2 separate regions of the Homo sapiens genome follow, and region 1 is linked to region 2. Evidence: chromatin loops called from intact Hi-C (ENCODE). Cell type or tissue: ovary. All regions are shown on one strand. Each heading gives the region's core, and the rest is flanking DNA. Links, peaks and the distances in the headings are about the cores only.

What was found. Peaks named below come from ENCODE experiments on the same cell type or tissue, not always from the same donor. Only the 100,000 strongest peaks of a DNase experiment are listed, where the experiment ranks them.
Region 1: a loop joins it to region 2, with 2.9 times the contacts of the local background. A loop is called at or near these places in 2 of 110 quality-filtered maps.

What each region holds. Positions count from the first base shown.
Region 1 is chr22:48,454,967-48,467,491 of GRCh38, reverse strand. No RefSeq gene overlaps it. Among named protein-coding and RNA genes, the nearest start is that of TAFA5, 28 kb to the left of the region's middle. In ovary, for the core only: no CTCF peak of the experiment used is centred there; a DNase peak (open chromatin) is centred at 7,441.
Region 2 is chr22:48,510,356-48,522,880 of GRCh38, reverse strand. The region is part of intron 1 of TAFA5 (TAFA chemokine like family member 5); the gene reads right to left. Among named protein-coding and RNA genes, the nearest start is that of TAFA5, 27 kb to the right of the region's middle. RefSeq lists enhancers at 1-170, 6,811-7,551, 10,368-11,307, 11,308-12,248. In ovary, for the core only: no CTCF peak of the experiment used is centred there; no DNase peak of the experiment used is centred there.

The DNA of each region.
Region 1 (12,525 bases), core at 2,853-10,852, 55 kb after region 2:
GGGCATGGTGGCGGGCGCCTGTAGTTCCAGCTACTTGGGAGGTTGAGGCAGGAGAATGGCGTGAACCTGGGAGGCGGAGCTTGCAGTGAGCTGAGATGGCGCCACTGCACTCCAGTCTGGGCAGCAGAGTGAGACTCCATCTCAAAAAAAAAAAAAAAAAAAAAAAAAAAAGGGTTTTACATTCTATGGGGTTAAATAAGAGACCATCCTTTCTCCATTTCATCTCCTTTGCACCTTTGACATAAAATCAGTCCATAGAGTAAGTCTCTCCATGGACTCTATTCTGTTCTATAGCTGTATTGATCTATGCTTATAAAACACAGCACTATCTTCATGACTGCAGCTACAGAGTAAGGCTTTAAGTCTTAAAATCGGGTAGTGCAATTTCCCTAATTTCATTCTTCTTTTCAAAAAAAATTTTTTTTTTTGGCTATTCTGGTTCCTTTAGTTTCCTGTATAAACTTTAGAATCAGATACAAAAAATCCTTCTGGCACTTTGATAGAAATTGCATAAATAACCTGCACATTGTCAGTCATAAGTATTTTATATTTTTGATGCCTTTGCAAATGGTGCTTTTAAATTTTAATTTCTAATTGCTCATTGATAATATGTAGAACTACAACTGATTTTGTACATGTATCTTGTATTCTGCAACTTTGCAAAACTCATTTACTAGTGAAGTAGCTTGTTTAGTGAAATATTTCTTGGCCATGATGAATTCTTTCAGCATTTGTATGTCTAAAGCAGTATTTTGTCTTCATTTTTGAAAGACATTTTCACTGGATATAGAACTGAGAGTTGACATTTTTTTTTACCTTAAAGACACTGTCCTACTGACTTCTTGCTCGGATGGTTTCCGATGATAGATCTGTTGCCGTGCTGACCTGTGTTCTTCTGCATGTAATATAACTTTGTATCTTGCTGCTTTAAAGTTTTCTCTTGATCAGTAGTTTAGAACAATTTATGAGGATGCAGCTGGTAGTTTTCTTATTTCTTAATCTTGGGGCTCACGAGCATCTTGTGTTTCTGGGCTTAGAGTTTTCCAGAAATTCACGAAAATGTCAGCCATTATTTCTTCAAATATGTTTTCCTTTCTTTCCTGTCTCTCTGGGGACTCCAAGGACAAATATATTAGGCTACTAAAAAGTTTCTCGGCCGGGCGCGGTGGCTCATGCCTGTAATCCCAGCACTTTGGGAGGCCGAGGCAGGTGGATCACTTGAGGTCATGAGTAGGAGACCAGCCTCCCCAACATGGTGAAACTCCATTTTACTAAAAATACAAAAAACTAGCTGGGCATGGTGGCAGACACCTATATTCCCAGCTACTCAGGAGGCTGAGGCAGGAGAATCGCTGCAACCTGGGAGGCAGAGGTTGCAGTGAGCCGAGATCATGCCACTGCACTCCAGCCTGGGAGACAGAGCAAGACTATGTCTCAAGGAAAAAAAAAAGTTTCTATCATTCACTAATATGCTGTTGTTTTAGTTTTTTCTCTATACATTTCATTTTTGATAGTTTCTATTGCTATGCCTTCATGTTCACTGATATTTTCTTTCACAATGTCTAAGTTTCCATTAATCTCATTCAGTGTATTTTCATCTCATACACTGCAGTTTTCATGTTTGATTTGGTGCTTTTTAATAACCTCCAAGTCTCTGCTTAACATGCCCAATCTTTGCTCTAGTGTTTGAACTTGTGGTTGGTTATAATTTAAATAACTATATTCATGTCTGTTTTGGCCAATTTTAACATCTGTGTTGGTCATGGGTTGATTTTAGTTGATTTTTTTTTTTACTCTTCATTTTGCACTACCTGGTAGTTTTTTTATTGGATGCCAGATGTTATGAATTTTATCTTCTTTGGTATTAAATTTTTTATATTCCTACATTATTTTTGAGCTCTGTTCTGATATACAATTACGTTACTTGGAAATAGTTTTATCCTTTCAGGAATTGCTTTCCCCATTGATTAGGCAGAATGAGAGCAACATTTAGTCTAGGGCTAATTTTCCCCTATTCAGAGACATGAGCCTTCTGAAGAATCTCCTCAATGTTCCAGGAACTCTGAGCTCTTCTCGACGCCTGGTGAGAACGGGCGATATTCCCATCCTGGCGAGCTTGGAACATCGTTTCCTTCCATTCTTCCGGGTGGTTCTTGCTCTGACTTTGTAGCCAGAGAAGTACATATATGTAGCTTCCTCACATACATGTGCTGATCAATATTCAGTGAACACTGAGGCGTAGGTAGCTTCCTCACACACGCGTGCTGATCAATATTCAGTGAACACTGCGGTGTAGGTAGCTTCCTCACATACATGTGCTGATCAATATTCAGTGAACAGTGCGGTGTGGGGGCCTGGAGAACTCTGGGGCCCACTCCCGGTGCTGCCCTCCCCTCTCATGAGCTCTGTCCACTCAACGCAGGGGTCCACCAGTCCCCATGTGGATGCCCCTCAGGGTACTGTGGCTGGAAACTCTTGGCAGTGGCTGAAGCAATCACAGAGGTCACTGCACTGGTTTCCCTCCTCTCAGGGTCCCCGGTCCTTCCCAGCCCGGTGTCCAGTGTTTGGAAAATGATTTTTTCATGTATTTTTCTCTGGCTTTATTGCTTCCGGTCAGAGGCTGAGCCTGGTCCCTTTTGCTCCAACTCAATCAGAAGCAAACAACAACCCTGCCTTCAATACTGAATGTTTGAAAAGATTTGCCAGTGTAGAAAATTAATATGCGTCTTAAGTCCACATGAATATAAATAAATGGCCGAATAAATAAACAAATAGAGGAGGAGACACTAAACTTTGCTGTAGAATTCTGATTCTATGTAGCTACTCCTCGTTATCCAGGAGGTGGAGATTAATAAGCTCCTCTCTTCTCCAAACAGGGGAGCAGGGTCAGACTCAATGACTAGTTTGCAAACAATAGGCTCAAAAAGGAACCACAGGAAGCTCACAGTGGAGAATCCCGGCAGATGCCTCCTTAACCACATGATGAAGGTCGGCACCCCCAGCAATGGCAGGTGGAAATCACGCACCCCCGGGGCGGTGTGCTGAGATAGGCATTTCCTTTCTGTGGTGTGATTTCCAAGAAACAGCAGGTAAACCCAGGCTCAGGGACAGTTCACAGGACGCGTGGCCCGTACTGCTTGGGACCGTCAAGGTCATGACAAACAAGGAGAGATGTAGAACCTCTTGCAGACCAGAGGAACCAGATTGTTTTGACAAGTAAATCTGATGTAGGGCTGTGGATGAGATCCTGGAATAGAATGAGGACATTAATGGGAAAACTTGTCTGTAACCTTGAGTTTCATTAAAAATATATATATATATTTGAAAGAAAGCCAAGATTGCAGTCCAGGAAGAAAAGGGGAGGCTCTTCAATAAGTGGGGAGGGATTAGCTGAATATCTGTGTGGGAAAAGATGCATCCTGACCCCTGCCTTTTACCTTACATAAAAATCAATTTCAGATGTATTACCGTTCTAAATGTGAAAACAGGAGCGCTTTTAGAAAAAAGTGTAGGAGGGCATCTTTGTGGTCTTAGTGGGGGCAGGTTTCGTAAACAAGGCCTAGGAAAGTGGATGCGTTGAGTTACATTAAAATGAGGACGTTCCGTTTATTAGAAGATGCCATTAAGAGAGGGAGAGGACAGCTGTTGGTGGGCGGGGATACTGACAAGGCAGGTTTGCAACACAGGACTCGTAGCTAACGTGTGTAACGAACTTCAGATGGGTAAGGAAGCAAGACAATGCAACACGGTGGCCGGTGCCTGTAACTCTGGTCACTCGGGAGGCTGAGGCGGGAGAATCGCTTGAACCCAGCGTAGTGTCTGGTGCATGCACCCATTCTCTGGATGAGCAGGCAGCAGGCTCCAACTGGGCACTACCAAGAGAAGTGCTTCCAGAATATTCCAGAAAGTGGCTGTTGGTAAACACACAAACCCATTCTATTGGGTTTTTACCCAGGAAGGGAACCGCGTGGGGATGGAATGTGCTTGGTTCACATGGAGGATAAGAGGTGGAGGTTGCTGTGAGCCGAGATCGCACCACTGCATTCCAGCCTGGGTGACAGAGTGTGATTCCATCTCAGAAAAAAAAAATGCAGCAGAAAGTGGGGCCTCATGTTTGACTAAACTCCTCAGAAAAAAGGCATGTCCAAGGGGCCCTCGCACCCTGTGCTGCTTCCCTGAGCTGCCGCTGTGTATTCAGCAACCTCCTCACAAAAAGGCATGTCCAATGGCCCTCACACCCTGTGCGCTTCCCTGAGCTGCCGCTGTGTATTCAGCAGCCCGGGGAGATGCCTGGGGATGAGGGACTAAGGAGCTCCACCTTTTTTTTTTTTTGAGACGGAGTCTTGCTCTGTCTCACCCAGGCTGGAGTGCCATGGTGCGATCTTGGCTTACTGCAGCCTCTGCCTCCCGAGTTCAAGCTATTCTGCTTCAGCCTCCTGAGTAGCTAGGATCACAGGCATTACACCATCACACCTGGCTAATTTTGTATTTTTAGTAAAGACGGGGTTTCACCCTGTTGGCCAGGCTGGTCTCGAACTCCTGACCTCAGGTGATCCACCCGCCTCAGCCTCCAGATGTGCTGGGATCTACCTCTTCACTGCTGCAGTGCAGTGTCTGCCACCGTCCCTTTGGGAAGCCCCTGGGCAGCACCTCCTGAAGCCAAAAACCAGCACATTCCGTGCCCATGCAGTTCCCTTCCTGGGTATCAACCCAATAGAATGGGTCCATGTGTTTACCAAGTACCACTTCCTGGAATATTCTGGAAGCACTTCTCTTGATAGTGCCCAGTTGGAGCCTGCTGCCTGCTCATCCAGAGAATGGGTACATACACCAGACACTTCACACAATACAATCACACACAACGGGAGTGGAGGGGCCACAAGGTCACGCACAGGGTCATTCCTGGAGGAATCCCACAAACATTCCATCAGCAAAAAGAGACTTTGGTTCCATTCACATGGAGGCTAAGAGGCTCAAGAGGCATCCCTGCCATGACAGGGAAGATTGGAGCCTCCCTTCGGGTGAGGCAGAGCGCCAGAGACTCCTGGGGCTGATCAGGTCCTGCCTCGTGATCTGATGTACGCTGTGTGTGAACACTCAGGGAGGCGGGCCTTTCAGATGTGTTCTCTATGGCACAATAAAAAGTTGATATGAGAATTTGTTAAGTAAATCATGTTTTGATTTGCTAAACCTTGGTGGTGGGCAAGAGGGTGTTTATTAGTCTCCTTTATAGTCTTGTCTTATATCTGAAATAACTTTAATAAAATAACATAGATATGTCTATAAAATGAGAACTGAAAATTCCCCATCCTAGCGTCTACTCAACCCTCTCTCCCAGCCCTTCTTGATGCAGCCACTTCTGACCTTGATTTTGTACCGTAAGTTCTGTCATTTTACCTGGAAGACTCTGGTCACAGTGGAGCTTGGGACTATTTTAAAAATCACCTAATAAAAATGACTCCTTGAGTTAATGATTTCCGAACTGTATTCTGGTTATTCTTTAATTCCTGATATTTAAACTATTCCAGAACACACAAAAAGATGAAAAGCTGAACACCAAAGATTGATAATGATAATAAAAGAAGAAAAAATTACATGTTAATTTCATTTCTAAATTTGGATTCAAAAATCTTCAATAAAATTTAAATAAGAAATCAAATCCTGTGGTATATTTAGATGGATAATCCATCATGGACTAGCAAGTTTATTCCAGGAGCGGAGAAGCCAGCCTTGGTGGAGGCGGCAGAGCAGGTCCATTTGTTCTCAAGGCTGAGAGTAAATGAACTGATGCCGAGCTCTGCCCGCATCCTTCCCTGTCCTGCGGAGGTCCTGAGCACATCTCAAAGCTCTTCTGGTTGCTTCCAGATGTCAAAAGCCTAGGCTGGGCACGGTGGCTCATGCCTGTAATCCCAGCACTTTGGGAGGCTGAGGGGGCTAGATCACCAGAGGTCAGGAGTTTGAGAACAGCTTAGCCAACATGGTGAAACCCCATCTCTACTAAAAATACAAAAATTAGCTGGTGTGGTGGTGGGTGCCTGTAATCCCAGCTACTCTGGAGGGAGGCAGGAGAATCACTTAAACCAGGGAAGTGGAGGTTGCAATGAGCTGGGATCACACCACTGCACTCCAGCCTGGGTGACAGAGCGAGACTCTGTCTCAAAAAAACAAATAAACAAACAAATAAAAACCTGTGCAGCCTGAGGGCTTCCCTCCAGACTCTCTTCAAAGTGACCTTCTCACTGTACTTCTCTGTGGGGGGCTGCAGGGTGGCCTCGGTGGGGAGGAGATGCCCCACCTTCTCTCCTCCGGGCTGCGCTTTCTTCTCTGTCTTGTACCTGCCCTTGAAGAACCTTCCAGGTTTATCCCAAGTGACCAGGGGTCAGGAAGCAAGAGCAGAGGTTTCGGGAGTGCCCGGGGCTGCAATGGGGAGTTGGCGTGCTCTGTGCAAGATGGGTGCCCTCCAAACTGGTGCTGTAGCCAGTCTTCAAAAAGCTATTCCATCATTCTTTTGGAGGGGGTGCCTGTGTGTGTCTTGGGCACTGCCCCCCTTGGGTTCCTGGGGCAGGTGACACCCCTCCCCCACCTGGCCTCCCGCAGTCCTCCCCCACCCCAAATCTGCCTCACATCCTCCTGTCCTTGCTGCCGCAGGGCCCTTCCCACAGCAGGAGTCTCTCGGGGCAGGGCTTTCTTAGGATGGCTGAGGTCTGGCTCTGGGATGGAGCCAGGACATGCTCCTGGCCCTTGGGAAAGGCGACCTGGCCCGCAGGTGGTGGGGACACTCTGCCAGCTCCGCAGGGCACTTCTCTCCACTTGAGAAGGAGCATTGAGGCTGGGGGATGCCAGCCCCCGGTTCCCTTCCTGGCACTGCCTCTTCCCACCTGCAAGAAACAGGGTGTGTCCCAGCCCCTCTGTGTCTTGGTTTTCTCAGCGGTCAAAAGCAGGTGATGCTGGCACCAAGGTGGCGGTGTAGCTGGCTGATCACCCCAGGGAATGGTGCCACATCGGGGCCCAGCGCTGGTCTCTGCTGCTTCAGGATTACACAAAGCAGGATGCGACCAGGGCATTCTATGAGCCTGAGCCCATTGCCGCACTTCATTTGTGTCACGTGAGCTCCTTGGTGAGAGGCAATGCCGTGTGGACAGCACGATGGTGGACGAGGCAGCTGTGAGCCCAGGGATGGTGGTTTTTGCAGCAGCATTGAGTGCAGGGAAGACAAATCCACGCCCAGAGTGCCTGTTCCAGCAAGGACAAAATGCTGCCTTGTCCAGGGTGGAAGCAGTCCAATGTAATCAACCTGCCCCCAGGTAGCTGGCTGATCACCCCAGGGAATGGTGCCACATTGGGGCCCTGTGCTGGTCTCTGCTGCTGGCAGGTTGGACAATCCATGGTGGCCATAGCCACTGGGGCTTGATGAGCGGGAGTCTGTTTCTGAGGCAAAGCACAGCCTCCATCCCAGGCACCACGGGCGCTTTGTTCAGGAGCCCTGGTATGCAGATACTGATCTGGCAAATGCTTTCTTCTCCATTCCCATCATAAGGCAGTTCGCTTTCAGCTGGCAAGGCCAGTCAGGCACCTTCACGGTCCTGCCCCAGCAGTCCATCAGCTCTCCAGCCTGTCAGAATTGAGTTCTTAGCATGTCAACCACCTTTCACTTTCACAAGAGCTCACACTAGTTCATTCCATGGATGACTTTATGCTGATGAGACCTAGTGAGCAAGAAGTAGCAATTACTCGCGACTTACTGCTAAGACATTTACATGTCAGACTCTCTGCCACTTGGGCCATAAGACCCAGCAGATCCAGTGTTGTTTGAGGTGTCAGTGGCAGACAGGGACTGTGTGTGTAGCCTTTGGCAGGCCCCAGAGGTAAATCACAGCGGAGGATGTTTTAGAATTTGGGAGCAAAGCCCCACCATCCGCTGTCGTTGCTCTCCTTTTGAGAAACAGCTCTTGGCTTGCTGCTGGACCTTAGGACAAATGGAACACTTCATCAGGGGCCCCCCAGTAACCGTGTGACCTGAGCTGCCCATCATGAACTGGTGTTATCTGACCCAGCAAGCCACGAAGTTGGGCGAGTATACCAGGGACCAGAGGATGTGTCCATTAGCTCAAGCCATAAAACCTGCCCCCAGGTCTTATTGTACCCCCACATCTGGTACAGCAGTCACAGGTGGAGTGTCCCCACTTGGTTAAGTGACTTGAGAACTCAGTGTCATTCTTCAGGATCTAGTTGTCCTTTGCACAGGCCAAATAAAATGCAGTGAAGACGCAGTGGGACTCGCCACCCCTGCATCCTACAAGTCCTTGGTGGTGGCACCAATGTCTACAGTGCTTCCAGGGTTGCAGTATTGTTTTTGGTTCACTATTGTCCTGGGTAGAGGCTGTTATAGTGGCTTCCACTGGCCTTTCCCACCACTGTAACACTCCTCACAACACGGGTCAGGGAACCTGTATGGAGACCCTCCAGGTGCTGAGGGCGTCTATCCCAACCATGCACTTGGAACTAGGAAAATAACCGCACGATGGGTTCAGGGACCCACCGGGCCCACCGTGAGATGAACGTGAGCAGAAACTCCATTGACCACCTGACCTCCCTAAGCCCCGACTCAGACTAGAGGGTGATAGTGACTTCTGGGGTCCCTGGAATTAATGTCAGTTCAGAGCCAGTGTCCAGCAGTCCCCCAAAGCTCTGATTAGTTTCTTTTCTCCAATGTACATCTACCCCAGTAAACGGCCACAGATCCTTTGGGGAAGGTTGGGAGAAAAGTTGACTAAATTTTTGGCAGCCTAGCTGGGTCCTTCCTAAGGTGGAACAGGCCTCCCCTTTATTCAAGGGATTTTGTGTTTGTAAACTGGCTCAAGACTGGAAATTGATTGAGGGGCTGTGGCTGAGTGATTCAAGTTACATTTTTGTTCACTTGTTCTAGAACATTTCCACTTATATAGGTCACGTAAAAACTTAGACTGCCCATATACTTCTTATTTATTTATTTAGAGATGTAATTTCACTCTTGTTGCCCAGACTGAAGTGCAATGGTGCAATCTCGGCTCACCGCCACCTCCGCCTCCTGGGTTCAAGCGATTCTCCTTCCTCAGCCTCTCAAGTAGTTGGAATTACAGGGGCCCGCCACACGCCCAGCTCATTTTTGTATTTTTAGTAGAGATGGGGTTTCGTCATGTTGGCCAGGCTGGTCTTGACCTGACCTCAGGTGATCCACCTACCTCGGCCTCCCAAAGTGCTGGGATTACAGGCATGAGCCACCATGCCCGGCCTGCCCATCTACTTCTGTTTTATGGACACCGCAGTCCACCAACCAACACAATAGGTCTCTGCAGGTCAGACTATTCTAATTGCTGCAGTGACTCTGCTGTCCATCACCACAACCACGCCCCCTTGTTCTCTGGCTGTGAAATGCTGCCCCCTGACCCTGCCACACCAGGGGCCAATGACCCCCATTACATTTTTGGATCTCAGTTCCCTGGCAGCGTTTCCCACCATAATATCTGACCTACAGAAGGGAACAACGACAGGGCACTTCAACAAAGCTGGGATCCTGCATGCGTTCATTTCTCATGGCCACAGGCAAAGGCATGGCCTCTAGGCCCTCCCAGGGTGAGAGTGGGTCTTACTGATATGTCCACTGTCATGCTCCAACCTCTCCAGATCTTCGAATCACTTCTTCTGCAGTAAACCAATTCCAGCCCTGCATTTCCAGCTCACATGCTGTGGTTCAGCCTTCAGGCAACCAGCCCAACACATGGTTAGAGACCCCACCACCGCCTCCCCTCCACCTCTGAGCTACAGCACTGAATTGGGAATTTCTGCTTAGTGAGCCTATATCAACAAATTGAGCCTGAATTTATATTCCTTCCACCATTATCCCACATTCTCAATGTCCATTTCCACACATAGTCCTGAGATTTCTGTCTCTATAAATTGGAAAAATGTAGGTTTTTAAAATTGTAGTGAGGCCGGACGCAGTGGCTCATTCCTGTAATCCCAGCACTTTGGGAGGCTGAGGCGGGCGGATCACCTGAGGTCAGGATTTAGAGACCAGCCTGGCCAACATGGTGAAACCCCATCTCTACTAAAAATACAAACAATTAGCTGGGCAGGGTGGCGCGCCTGTAGTCCCAGCTACTTGGGAGGCTGACGCATGAGAATCACTTGAACCCGGGAGGCGGAGTTTGCACCACTGCACTCCAGCCTGGGCGACAGAGAAAGACTCTGTCTCAAAAAAAGAAAAATTATAGTGCACCTTCTCACAGGTCACACTCGTGCATGAACCCCTGACCTCTCGGCTTCTTCTGGGACTTGAGCCTAGTTACAGGCCTGGAAGCAAAGAGAGGTGGGTGGCGGGGGGGTGGTCCTGAGGGCATTCAGGTCTGCCCTCCAATCAACACCCTCCCTAAAAAGTGGGATTCAATTTTGATTGCAATTCAGCCACTTGTAGGATGAGACTCTGGATTTCGTTTTCAGAAATCTAAGCTCTGCAGCAACAGGAGGGAAGGGCTTCCTTTGGGGTAGACCCAGACAGTTCTAGGTCACTTACCGGGTGCTCGTGCTGGAAATTCTAATCCCTGAGCTCATCTCTCTTTTTTCCCTGCTTTGCCGAGCACAATTAGGAGAACCAGCCAATCTCCTTATGCTCTTTAGTTTGACAAAAATGTTCTGAGGCACCAAATACATGGCCACCCAGAACCTTGGCTCTTCTGCGTGTTTTATGAGGAGCATCCGGTTGTGGGCTCGTGTGTGTCTCCATCGCCACATTGTGTTACAGACGCATCACCCCTGGAATGGAGTCATTAGGGCTTTGAAATCTAATCCGATTAGAGAACTGATTCAGAAAATTTGAGGTGTGGAAAGAGAGGTTTATTTTAAGGAACAGGCTCATGTGATCACAGGGTTTAGTAAGTCTAAAATATGTAGGACAGGCTGGCAGGCTGGAGACTCAGGCAGAGTTAGCGCTGCTGTTTGGAGGCAGAATTTCTTCTCCAGGAAATCTCAGTTTTTCCTCTGAAGGCCTTCGGCTGATTGGCTGAGTTCCACCCACATGATCAAGGGTCATCTCCTTTACTTAAAGCCCATCAGTAGGAGGTGTGAGCCACATCTACAAAATACCTCCACAGCTACACGCAGGTTTGCGTTGGGCTGAGTAACTGGCTACTCCAGCCCAGCCAAGTTGACACATAAAAATGGCCATGGCAGTGACAAATTTGGGCATTTTGTTATGTTCCATTGATCTGTTTTGGTCTATGTGTGGAAATGTCATATTGTCTTGATGGAAGGAGGTATTTATACTTAATTAAACAAATAACAATTCCTGGACATTCTATCTTCCGTGTGCAGTTGAAGATTGCTTTGTCCAGTCTGCCAAAATATCCATGGGGAATCTGGTTGGAATGTTATTCGATACATAATTAACATTGAAAAGACTTATTCACTGGTCCAGGATATGGTTGTATCCCCAGAAAACCAAAAGACTGAAGACACCATGAACACCACCCGTGAATGTGGTGACGTCGCTGGGGCAGAAGGTCAATTCACAACAGAATAATAACAATTCTTTCAGAACTATCCAGTTTCAAGTGGAGATGGACAGAAAATCTATTCATCATAACGAATTAACTTTCTAAAATACCTAAAGGTACATTTAATCAGCAAAGCATAAGACTTATATGTAGACAGGCCGGGCACAGTGGCTCACGCCTGTAATCCCAGCACTTTGGGAGGCCGAGGCGGGCAGATCACTCAGGAGTTTGAGACCAGCCCGGTCAACATGGTGAAACCCTGTCTCTATTAAAAATACAAACAATTAGTCAGGCGTGGTGGGGTGCACCTGTAATCCGAGCTACTTGGGAGGCTGAGGCAGGAGAATCACTTGAACCCGGGACATGGAGGTTGCAGTGAGCCGAGATTGTGCCACTACACTCCAGCCTGGGTGACAGAGTGAGACTCCATCTCAAAAAAAAAAAAAGACTTCTATGTAGAATCTATAACATCTGAATAAATGACAAGATACAGGTTGCTTCTGGATGGTGGGATTTTAGGCACCTGGACAGTGATGATCCTGGAAACCCTCCTGGGGTGGAGGGTGAGACAGCAAGGGAAGAACAATGGAGCCGAGAGCAGGAGATGTACCCACGCCCCACAGGCCCCAGCCAGTGTTGGGGAGTGAGTTCTCAACTCCCCGGATCTCCATCTCTTTTGTTTTTCTTGAAAAATGGTAATCATGATACCTGTCTCTCTACCACATATGGTTTTGTTTTGGAGGGATCAAATGGGATATTCTATTGAAATTGTTTTGTAATCTGCAAAATAAGGTTTTATGACTGTAGCATCAACATCATGAGGCAACGTCGGATAGGAGGGGGTTTCCCTTTCTCTCTCTCTCTCGTGTGTGTGTGTGTGTGTGTGTGTGTGTGTGTGTGTGTGTGCATGTCCATGAATGTTCTTCACCTCATGAACATCTCAAATAACCATGCTTCCACACAATTTCTCAGGAAAAATCTCTAAACTCTGCTT
Region 2 (12,525 bases), core at 2,916-10,915:
ACCCACGATATACTGGAGCTGGAGGGCCCTGTAGGGAGGCCTCCCAGCCAGAGTCACCAAGGGACAGGCCAGCCTGGGGGCATGTGGGCTCCTTGGGCCGACTTACAGTTGGCCTTAAACTTCCACCCACAGGCCCAGGTGACCCTCCATGAGTGGCCACAAAACCCCAGGCAGGCCCAGATGATGTCCAGGCAGTCTCTCCCATGGCCTGGGCTGTGAAGGGAATGGCCTTCCTCCCAGGGGCGGATGAGAGGACTCAGGCCCTGTGCCTGGGGAGGGCTTCAGGTTGCCTCTCGAGGTTGGGGGCCTAACCTTGCCTGGCCCCGCGCCCACCCCAGGCAGCCTCAGTTTCCAGAAGCGGAGGACGCGAGTGTAGAGTCACAACCACTGCCCCAGGGAGCCCACCAGCCCCCACCAGCCACTGAGGGAGGGAGACTCTAAGGACAGAGCCAAGCCCTGGGGCCGCCGGTGCCAGTGGATGGGAGGTGGCCGCCTCCGGACCTGGGGGGTCTGCATCCCCCCAGCCTGTGGGCACAGACGGAATTCCGGGAGCCTCACACCTGTTCAGAGCCCCCAAGGCAGCTGCCGCCCTTCCCACCTACAGATACAAGGCCCAGAACTGCCACAGGCTCTGCCACCGAGACCACAGGTAGACGCAGGGGACAGAGGGAGGGGTGGGAGGAGGTTCCAGTCTTGGACAGCAACCGTCAGCCTTGGGCTGCCCATCTCCAGCTTCTACGTGGGAAAAAACAAAAACAAAACAACGTCCTTGCTGTTTAAGCCAATGCTGGTCACGTGTTCCGTTACTTGCAGACAAGTATTCTTGGAATACCTATCCTAAGGAATAAGGCCGCAAGGGAAGTAACCATGCGCTCCCCATCCGGAGGGTGGGCACTGGCTGGCCGGGAGCTCGGCCTCTGTCCTCCTTGTCGTCTAAGCCCCTCCCCGAGTTTGGTCTGAGCAGGAGCTACAGCTCCACCTCCCTCCACACCCTCCACATGAAGCTCATCCTGGCCCCGATGTCAACTCCAAGTTGACAGATGCCAGGTGAACGCAGAGAGCCCTGCTAAGGAACCTCAACAGCACCCACAGATGAGCACGATGCTTTAATGACAAATTCAACGAAGATTGGGGCAGTTCCAGGTGGTGATGGAAACTTCTCGCCGTATTTACCTTTTACACCTAACGGATCGGGTCCATCTGTGGCCACGCATCCTCCGTCTCCCGTGCGGCTGGCTGGGATGGCTCCCCGAAACTCACATTTGTAATAAACACCATTCATCGCAGGCACGACACCCATCCTGGAAACAGCACTTTAGAATTTTTTTGTTTTTATCACCAGCTTAATGATGACTAATGCCTGGGTGATTATCTTGTGCTTTTTTTATGTGGCACCGAGAACAAACAATATCATTAGCAATGCAGAAAGGAGAGAAAATGGGAGCACGAGGTGGAAGCAAAGGCGAGCAAAAGTCAGACAGGAAGCAAAGCTGGCTGCCTGGCAAGAGAATGTCTGCAAACTGAACGCCAGGGGTCCCTGGGCCGTGATCTGGAACCTTCCACTCCTCACTGTTTGATGTTGCAAAATACAACAAACCCAAATCGGGAAGAGGGGTTCCTGGAATGCACTGACTTTATTTTTTAAAAGTGCCCAGATGAGCCTGTAAAAGCAATGTCCTGCTGGGTAAATGAAGCCAGAGGAGCGATGATAGGGCAATAACTGATGAAATGGGCCAGAGGAAGCCCATTCACAGCCCTCCTCACATGCCCTGGATCCTGCACGGTTACGGCCGTGGTGGGAAGAATTCAACAGGCAATTAATTTCCAAAGCAAATTCCAGCCTCCCACGCACACATCCCCTACAAAGAGACATCTTTTGAACACAGGCAGAACTCAGCCACCTGGGCTTTTCCAGGGGTTGGCTGCTTACGGTGGGGACAGGTCCTCACCTGCCTGGATCACAACCTGTCATCCCACCCTGCGACCCCCCCTGGCCCTGGCCCTGGCCTGAGGGATGTGCTGAAGCCCAGGGTCTGAAAGACAGTGGGCTTTTCCCGACCTTCCAGATCCCCTTGTTTAGGGGCCCCTAAACCAGATGAGAGGACATGGAAGCAGTTTCTGGCAACATCAGGGAAGGCTGCCCATTCCCCTGGTCTGAGAGCTCCATGCCCCCTCTTCCTGCCCATTAAGCCAAGTCAGGCCACCCCCGGCTCTGCCCCAAAGCCCCTCCACACCTGGTCTCTCTCCAAATCCCTCACATCCGTCTAGGACCACCACCAAATTAATCTCAAGTCCCCGATGGCAGGCATTCTGACTCTCCATCCCCAACAAAGGCACTGCTGGGTGCAGGGGCCACTCCAGAAACACTTCATCCAATAGGGTGTCCCACCTGCAGAATCAGATGGCAGTTGGCCACTTCACCAGCGAGAAGGGTAAGTGGTGGGTGTTGGAACAGCCTTGGGCCCCAGGCCTTCGGGGTGAGCCCGTGCACGGTGGAATGGACAGAAGGATGGAAGCAGCCAACACATGCCCAGTGTCACCTGGGCCGGGGTCAGTACTGGGACCCTCACACCCCGAGGGTGGCGTGTTAGTGGCCTGTGTCGGCATAACAAAATCCCACAAACCCGGCATCTCACACAGTGGAATTATCTTCACACAGTTCTGGGCCAGAAGTCCACAAAGTGTTGGCAGGGCCAGTTCCTTCTGGGAGCTCCAGGGGAAACATGTGGCCTCCAGCTTCCAGCGTGGCTGGCCACCCAGCGGCTCCTCGGCTAGCAGGCCCGTCACCCCCATCTCCACCTCCGTTTCCACAGGGCGTCTTCCTCTGGGTGGTCTCAGGGTCTCTCTGCATCTTCTAAGGACACCGGGCACTGGATTTAGGGCCTATCCAACTCTCGTGTGACCACATCTTAACTAATTCCATCTGCAACAAACAATTTCCAAGTAAAGTCACATTCTGAGGTTCCAGGGGACATGAATGTTGAGGGGACACTTTCCCACTCTGCACAGTGGCCCTGCCATTACCCTGTTTCCATGGCACAGAGAGGTTAGGTGACTGGTCCAAGGTGCAGCCATGACTGGGATGGGCAAGAGGTACGGGACCTGCTCGGCTCACCTCCCTCCTGCAGAGAGACTCCCAAGGGCTCAGCTGCTCAGAACACTCTAGTTGCCCGTGAGGAGCCCAGGGCTCCAAGAAGAACGCGATTTGCCCGCCACCGCCCCCAGTTTCAGCTGAGCTGCTTCTGGTCCCACTCCAGGCCTCCCGCCTGTCCCCGCCTCCCACCACCCATCCCTCTCTCGTGGCCCAGCAGCCACAGGGGACCCACACCCCGAGTCTGCATTCAAGGAGGGCATCCCCCCCTTCACATAAAAGGACACGTGTGCTGCCTGGGATGGCAGAGAAGACCCAGGGTCAGTGGCAGCGAGATGCATGAGGGGCCGCCCTGGAGACCACAGCCTGTTTCATGGACGCTCCGATTCTGAGTCTGAGAAGCGTGGCCCCTGCGACTACGCGATTGCGCGATAAACAGATTAGGGCATTAGGCTCCAGAGTTATTAAAAGTGAAAGGTCCTCAAAGGGAAGACGCGGGATTCTTGGAGCCTCTATCTCCTACAAATATGTAATGAAATTTAAATTGAATCTGGTTTAAAATCATTTACCTTTTGACATCATGTATCAGTACACTAAGCATCGGCTGAGAAAGCAAATAACCTTTCAAGCAGAATGAAAAATTACTCTGTCTCTTTTGATTCCATGTTAATTTTCAAATTTAAACTACCCTATAGCTCTCGGCCTGGGGTCAGCCACTGAAGGCTGTTGATTGTGCTAGGTCAAAGCCGGTGGGTGGAGACCCCAGGCGTCCTCCCTGCTGCACTGCAGACGTGAGCCCTCCCTCCAGGGTGTCCGACAGCTCTTGACGGACAGGTGAGCTGGGGGACCGCCGGCCGCCTGGTCACCCCAGGAAGAAAGGGGGAAGGGGCAGCCCTTGCCTCTGTCCCTCCTCCAGGTGAGTGAAAAGTACCGTTCTCCTTTTCCACATGGGTGTAAAGTGTCTTCAGGAAAAGAGGTGACACCGCTTGCCTGTCCCAGCGTGACCCTGGGCACAGCACTCCGGAAAGCTGGGCTGGAGTCTCACTGGGCGTGACCGTGACCTTAGGGGACCTGTTTCCTCTGCAGGCCCCCTGTTCTCGTCAGGGGTCTCTCAGGGCTCCCCTCGGTCAGCCCTCCCTGCTGAGCACCCCTGCTCTGAGAGAGTCCGCCTCCCAGGCTGGAGGGTAAGACCCGCTCAGTGACAATAATGCCGTGAGAACTGTGGGTTCTTTCCGAGCCTTTGCCTCAGAATCTGGGGTTCTGGAAAAGAGACAAGAGCCCTCGTTTTCCTGAGGGCATGGGCAGCTATGCGGAGGAGACACAGACGGACATCCCAGGTGGGACAGGGGGAGGTGGACTCAGGACACCCTCTCAGATGTCCCTCTGCCTTGGTTTGGGGAGGACGGGCACCTCTTTGTCCAGGCCTGGAAGGACTTCTAGCTCTCTGAATGTGGATTCTGGGGGGCAGAGCGCCTTATTCTCCCCATTTCACAGAGGGGAGGGCTGAGCCTCAGGGAGGCCCCACAGAACAGGAGGGAGAATCAGGTCTGAAACCCCAGGTCCAGACACCCAGATCCCACGTGGGCTCCTGCGGGTACCATCTCAGCTCCTGGGACCCGAGGGTGGAGAAAGCCTCCCAGACCTACCGGGTGGCCTGACAATGTGAGAGGAGCCCCCGGAAAGCAGCAGGGCTGCCTGGTGGGCCTGGGGGATTCTTCCTTGAAGTCCACTGCTAGGCCTGCCCATCCAGCCGCCTGTGACCACGGCCAGCGTTCAGAGAGGACGTGGGGCCTGGGCCCCCGGAGCCTGCTGCTATTTCTTAATTAGGGAGGAGACACAAAGGGGCTTTTCACGAGGCTGCCCCCGCACCGTCACATGTGAGCGCCACTGGGCTGGAAAACAGAGGGGGCTTTGCCAGAACCTCACCCCCACCCGGCCGTGCCTGCCCAGAGAGGGCGGGGGAGGAGCAACCAACAGAGGGGGCAGGGGAGAGGGAGGAGACGGCACGGCAGAGGTGGCCCCGGGAAGCAGGCAGGCCAGCCTCACCGCGGCTGCTGGATGTGGGGATCTCGGTGCCCCAGCCTAGGCCCAGGTCTGTGCGTGCCCCATGCAAGGGGCTGACTGTCACCAGGACGCAATTCAAGGCCTCTGGTGGCCCAGGGCCCGGCGGGCTATCAGAACCCGGATGCCCGTACGCGGGACAGAGCAGCCCAGGATCCTCAGTGGAGAGTAGCATGGGCTCCACAGCCCGGGGCCAGGTCACAGCTTGCTCCTGGCATACCCTACAGGAGCCTGGGCTCACACCAGCCAGCCCTCAGGCAGCTGAGGAAGGATAGCAGAGGCAGGGCATGGGCGTGTCCCAGGAGGAGGTGGTGGGGGTCAGGGCTGCTTCCCATCTTGCATCTGCCAGCCGTCCCAGTGGCCAGGACCCTCTGAAGTCAGGGACCCAGGACCTGGGACCTGGGGAGAATGGGGCATGCTGAGCAACTGCTGGTGCTGGCTGGGCCTGGAGTCTGTGCCAGCTGGGCCCTGTAGCAGTTGCTTTGGCTTCCCTGCTGGGGGCAGGAGAGAGAGGACCTCAGGTGGACGTCCGAGTGCCCAGTCTGGAAAGGCCTCTGCAGCCTTTGCTTCTGAAGGTCTGGGAGAGCAGGAGCTTCCGGGGCTGGGAGAATGGCTGCAGAGGGAGGGATTGCTTCATAGGCACGGGGCTTTTTGTGGGGTGACGGAAACGAGAACTCGGCTACTGTGGGGTTGTACAGCATGGTGGCTGCACTAGATGCCAGCAGAATGCAATCTTCAACAGGGTTGATTTTGTTATGTGAATTTTAACTATGCGAAAAATAAATACATAAGATGTTTGAAAGTCTGTAAGGGCAGCCAGACCCCTCTGAGAGCAGGACCTGGATGGGGTCGTGCACATCCCCACAGCCCCTCCCCATCAAGCACTGCCTGGCACAACTGTGAGGGCCACATGCAGTGTCCCGGAGGTGGGTCAGCACTGGCCTGGCTGGGGGCTGCGGCCACCAACCTCCTGGAAGGCACTTGCCTTCGTGGCGGTGGCTTCTCCTCCATCTAAATTTGGGGGATTTCATGAAGGGCCACCCCTGTCCTGAGCCACATGACCCGAGCCCAGACACAATGGGACATGAAGCAGAGGCCAGTAGAGACGTCCTGTGCAGACTGGCTTCACCCTGCAACGTTCAGAGCTGCACTCACCTTGCCGTGGGTATGGCCTTCTCCAAGGCGTTCCCAGGCTGCAACAGGGAAAAGGCCCACCAGCTCCTGCCGAGAGTTGGGGGCGGGCCCCCATTTCGTTCAGCAGCGAATGTCACAGACGATGGTGATGATGTCTGCACTGAATATTCCACTCACTTAAATTACACCAAAACCACGCGGCCCCGAGGTCTCGGTGACAGGGGAATGGGAATCGCAGGAATTAAATGGCACAAAGGGGGTGGATTGTGCTGAGATCACCAGGAAGAGTATTAAGAAAAGCCGTTAATATGTAGTTAAAAAATTCCCAATCTCCACAAGCATATGCCGTTCCACCTAATTCTGATCAACTTAAACGTAAAAATGTCTCGGCGCCTCCACGTGGGTTTCGCCGCCATCTGGTTTAATTAGTCTTTGGGTAGCGCGTCATAAAGTTAATGGCAAGTGCGTTGCCGGGCCAATCAGAAAGCTGTGCTGAGGCCTTATTTCACCAAGTCTGTTTCTCCTCAACCTGCCATTGGGTGAGGTCAAGGCCGGCGGGTGCTGAGCGGCGGTGAAGGCGGCGCACAGGGAGTGAGGCTGGGGTGGGGAGGGTGGCTGCCCGGGTTGCCTTTCCCTGGGTAGGGTGGGGGTCTCTGAGTTCAGCCCACCTGGAGGAACGACACCTGCCCACCGAGACTGATGGAGACCCCTGGGGGAGCCAGCAGTGGGCCTGGAGAGGAGGAGCCCACAGAGACCCCCATCCCCTGGCCAATGCCAGTTCCTGTTCTGAGGTGTGGCTTCAGCGGCCTTGCCCACTGTCCCCAAGTCCCCGCACTGTCCCTTCCTCTGGGGCGGTGCCCTCCACACTCCCCGTCCCGCCTGGAGCCGGGGGCCTCCCGCTTGCATTGGGCATTGGATGCAGCAGGGCCGGGTGCAATGAGGCCTCAGGGGTGCCCTTGGAATTGGGCAACTAGAAGGTCAGGGGTCACTGTGAAAAGAGAGGTCCCTGAGGAAAGGAGCATCAAGGGAGAGCAGACGAGCAGATGGGAAGGCAGGAGAGGAACTGGAGAAGGGGAAAGGAGGCCAGGGTGGATGGAGGAGTTGAGGTCCCTGTGGTCTGAGGTCAAGGCACTGAAGGAGAGGGGTGCCGTGAAGGTGACCCAGGAGAAGGGTCCCCTGCAGGGGTCAGGGGTCAGGCAGGACAGCGGACAGACAGCTGCGATCAGGTGATCCGCCTGCCTGCAGAAGCCCACTGCTGAGAGGACGCTGCCTGCGCAAGCCCTGGGCTCCAGCATTTGCCAGCTCTGCACCTGCTTATCTGAGTCTCTGCTCCTTTCCAGGGAATAATTCCTAACTGAGGTTCTTCACCCACTGCTGAGAGGACGCTGCCTGTGCAAGCCTGGGCTCCTGCATTCGCCAGCTCTGCACCTGCTTATCTGAGTCTCTGCTCCTTTCCATGGAACGATTCCTAAATGAGGTTCTTCACCCACTGCTGAGAGGACGCTGCCTGCGCAAGCCTGGGCTCCTGCATTCGCCAGCTCTGCACCTGCTTATCTGAGTCTCTGCTCCTTTCCATGGAACGATTCCTAAATGAGGTTCAGCCACTTGCTGGCTGGGAGGCCCGTGCCATGTCCAACTTTGGACCTCTGTGTTTTCACCCCCAAAATGGAGATGGCAGTGCTTACCCTGTATGGTTTGGAGATCAGAGATGATTTGTGGAAACGCCACCCACCCTGGTGTCAGCCCAGAGCAACAGCCCCATTAGTACCACGTCAACATTCCCAGATGCTGCCAGACATGAATAGAAAAGGAAGGTCACATGACCAGTGGATTTTCCCTTTTTGCCTTCTCTGCCAGGAAGCTCAGAGCTATGTTTTGTGCTCAATTTTCAGAGTTCCCTGTAGTCTAGGACGGTGGGTCTCCACCGGGACAAGTCACCTGGCTGGCATGAGTGGGGGACTGACCCCCAGGCTCTCCATGCTGCCCGGCTTATAAGCTCCCTGGGCAGGGTCTGCAGGGCGGTTCTCGGTTTCCTCAGGACACTAAAGACCATGTCCTCAGAGATGTGGCCCAAGTTCTGGAGGGCCAGGAGCCGCGGCCACCTCAATTAACCCCATGTTGGCTGTCAGACAGAGAGAGCTGAGACTCAAAAGTCATGGCGAAGTTATTCCCTGGCTACCAAAATTAAATCTATGAAGAAGGAACAGGTTTTCAATGAATTTATTAATCAATTTGACAACGCCTGGGGATTGTAATATAAAAATAATCGGTTGGCCTTCTCACCAACGTGAGATGCCAAGAAGGTGTCATTTAATTTTCCAATGCCTACCACCACCTCCCAAAACTTATTTTACATTAATTGAGATGGAAATTTTCTCATCTAGAATTTCTGAGAAGCATGCATTCATTTCATCCCGAGCCCACTCATATATGCAGCGGCAACTCCGCGGCCGGGCCTGGGGTGCAGCCAAGGGCCCTGACACTAGCCTTGACCTCCTTCCAGGCACTGAGCTTCTTTCTCACAGCCTCGAAGTGCTTGGCCCCAAGACGGGGAGTCTACACCCCCGAGAGACCTGCAGAGGCTGAGATCTCAGAGGGAAGTGACAGGAAAGGGAAGGGCAGGAGGAAGGGTCTTCTGAGGACTGGATCATCCCCCTTTCCTCCTGCCCTGCTGGGTAGCTGAGAGCCCTCATCCAAGCTGAGAACACCAGGCCAAGCCCTCTTCTTGGCCCCCACAGCGCCCAGACAGGGCTGCCAACTTCAGCCCTGGGGACCAGCACTGTGGGAGTGGGCAGACAGATGAGGTGGTCTCTGTGAGTCACCGAGGAGACCAAAGTGGCCCTCACTGGGACTGCCCCCATGGAGCAGAGCAAGGCACGGCACCTCCTCCTCCTGCAGACTGCCCAAGGCCAGGGCCCTGTCAGAACCACAGGGCAGACGCGGGCTCTGGGGCCGCACAGGCCTGCCCAGGTGCTCAGCTTCTCTTAGCCATGTCTCGCTCAGAGCACTGGGCTGACTTCAGCCTTGGGAAGCCTCCGGGTCCTGGAGCTTGAAATGGGTCTGGTCACACTGCAGTTAGAAGCCGGCATGGGGTGGCACCCAGGAATCGCCAGTCTGTCCTTCTATTGGGGGGGCTCTTAGAGCCGCCCATGACAGAAGGCCTCTGAGTGACAGGAAGGAGCTGCACTCAACTCTGCACATGCGATGAGCCCTCCCTTCATGTGGACCTGAGGGTCTTGGAAACTGAGGCTTGAAGCAAAACGGCCTGTAACAAAACGCTTCGATGTTACAAGAAAACACAGTCGAAGGAAGCAATGTTACTCCAGGACCTGCTGTCTGTCATTTTCCTGAAATTTGCAGTTTCCAGCTCTTATCACCAATGCGGAGTGAGGACTTCCTGTAGACGGTGTAGGGTGGGTTGACAACTTTAGGGTTACCGAGGGTCCCAAACCCTTTCCTTCCTCCAGGAAACCCTCTGCACATAAACAGGCCTGTGCCTGGGAAGAAACGCACCCCAGAGTGGCTGTGTCAGAGTGATCACACGTGTACAGCACACTCCCCCCACCACAAACCAGTCTAGGTTTGGTACCATCCTTATTTCAAATGTTGTTACTTTCCTCTTCTTTTCAGTTAGTCTCTCTCTCTCTCTCTTTTTTTTTTTTTTTTTTTTTTGAGACAGAGTCTCGCTCTGTCGCCCAGGCTGGACTGCAGTGGCACAATCTCGGCTCACTGCAAGCTCCTCCTCCCAGGTTCACACCATTCTCCTGCCTCAGCCTCCCAAGTAGCTGGGACTAAAGGCGCTCGCCACCACCCCCGGGTAATTTTTTTTTGTATTTTTAGTAGAGACGTGGCTTCACTGTGTTAGCCAGGATGGTCTCGATCTCCTGACCTCGTGATCCACCCGCCTCGGCCTCCCAAAGTGCTAGGATTACAGGCATGAGCCACCGCGCCCGGCCGTCTCTCTCTTTTGAGACAAAGTCTCGCTCTATCACCCAGGCTGGAGTGCAGTGGTGTGATCTCAGCCAGTGGTGTGATCTCAGCTCACTGCAACCTCTGTCTCCCAGGTTCAAGCCACTCTCTTGCCTCAGCCTCCCGAGTAGCTGGGATGACAGGTGCCCACCACTGCACCCGGCTAATTTTTTGTATTTTTAGTAGAGACAGGGTTTCACCATGTTGGCCAGGCTGGTCTCGAACTCCTGACCTCAAGCGATCTGCCCACCGTCGCCTCCCAAAGTGCTGGGATTACAGGCGTGAGCCACTGCTCCCGGCCAGTTATTCTCTTTAAAATTCCACCTCTCCTTGAGCGGAGCAGAAGATGATCCTTTCCTTTCTGCACTGTGGCCGCGCAGCGAGAGGCAGCGAAGGGGCCAGCCCCACTGTCAGCAGGGCATCTCCTCCACCTCCTCCCACCAGGCAGCCTGCAGGGGCTCAGTCCCCTTGCAGCCTGGTCCACCACAGGGGCTCAGTCACCTTGCAGCCTGGTCTACCAGACCAGGCACACACGGAATCGGGTGGCGAGGGCCCCTTGACACTTTCCCCAAATCCCCGCCTGAACCGTGGCCATCAGCTTCTGGTGGCCCTCCCTGCAGCTCTGTGCCATGGGGCTCCAACCTTGGCCACCGGCCTCAGCCTAGCAATGGTGAGGAGTGAGTGAGCGCACCGTTCCCCACAGCAAGCCCCGTTCCGCATCTGTAGCCCTTTCCGGGAGCCCGCCTGACTGCTCAAGACCAGACATCAGCCTCGGCTTCGGGGGACGCACCAGGCACAAGCGGGCAGTTGCCCCGTGGCTCTCCCAGTGCGGGAAGAAACTGTCAGCACCGTCTTGTAAGGTTCCACAGGTGATGCTTCATTTCCGATACCTGGAGAGATGGGCCTGCGTCAGGGCCTGTGTGTGCCGGGCCGGGTGACAACCTTGAGAATGGAGAATGCCTTTCTAGGAGCTCAGGGGTTGGGCCTTGCAGAACGAATGCGGCTTTGCACAGCAGACGCCTCTGTCTGTTGGAGAAAACACAGAGTTTTGTCTTGACCTGGGCGAGGGCCTCTTGTGCAATGGAAACTGAGAAATGGCTTTCTGCAGACCTGCAGTGTGGCGCTGACTGAAGGACATTTTCCAACAACAGGAATGTGCTCCTGTCCTTATAAGCAGCCTCCCCTCCCCCTGGGAGCCACATCACGCTTCTCCCTGCAGACGCACAGCCCCAGGAGACAGTGAGGAGGAGGAGGAGGAGGAGGAAGCTCTGGGAAGCGTCAGCCACCTGACCCAGTTTGCCAAGGAGCAGGAGACAAAAGAGGCCAGCCCGAGAAGGTGGCTTTTCCTGTGGGATTCCAGACTGGTTGGACTTCTCTGCTGGCAGGTGGTGACCAGGGCCTGGGCTTCTCTCTCCTGTCCACACATGAAGAAGAAGCGACAGGGGAGTCATTGGGGTCTGGGATCCCCAGCGGCCTCCTCCAGGGCTGTCCCTGCTTCCTGAGTCTCCCCACTTCCCAGCAGAGACCAGTTCTGGGTCATGCAATGTCCTGGTTGACCCTAAAACTGCTTGGAGTCACCAGGTGAGCATGTCCCCATAACAGATGACAGCAATATCCATGTGGGCCAGGCACATGGGGTGCCCAGCCCCTCCCTCCCTCATGTCAAGGAAGGGGTGAGAAATCTTCCAAAGATGGACTTTTGCAAACAACTAAAACCCATTTCTTTAAGTCCTCAAGTGCTTTTGAGTGTGGGAAGGAAGTCTATCAAATGCCTGCAATGCGCATGGCTGCCTGCCTGGGCAAGGTCAGGAAACAGCAGGAACGCAGGCCTCAGAGTCCATACACATCCAAATCCACCTCTTCCTTGATGTTGTTCCTGAAGCCAGGGAGCTCAGAGCACAGGGAGCATGGGGGAGGGAAGCCAGGGGAGCATCCTGGAGGAGGAGGAGGCCTTCAAGCCAAATTTCTCAGGGGCTGCTCTCTGCTCAATGACACAGCCAGGTTCCCCCACCCCAGAATACAGCATTGCCCTACAAGCAGTTCAGTGGACATCCATCCTGTTCTTTTCTCTCAAATCTGAAGTTTATTATTACAGAATGAAGGTTTGCACTCACATTTCCTTCTCGCAGCTATAATCACTAATAGCCAGTCTGTTTTCCAAAACAATGAACACCGAACATCAACCAAAGAGCCATGGTGAACATCTGGATGTCTTCTTTTGAGAAATATCTATTCATATCTTTTGTCTACTTTTAATGAGATTATTTGGG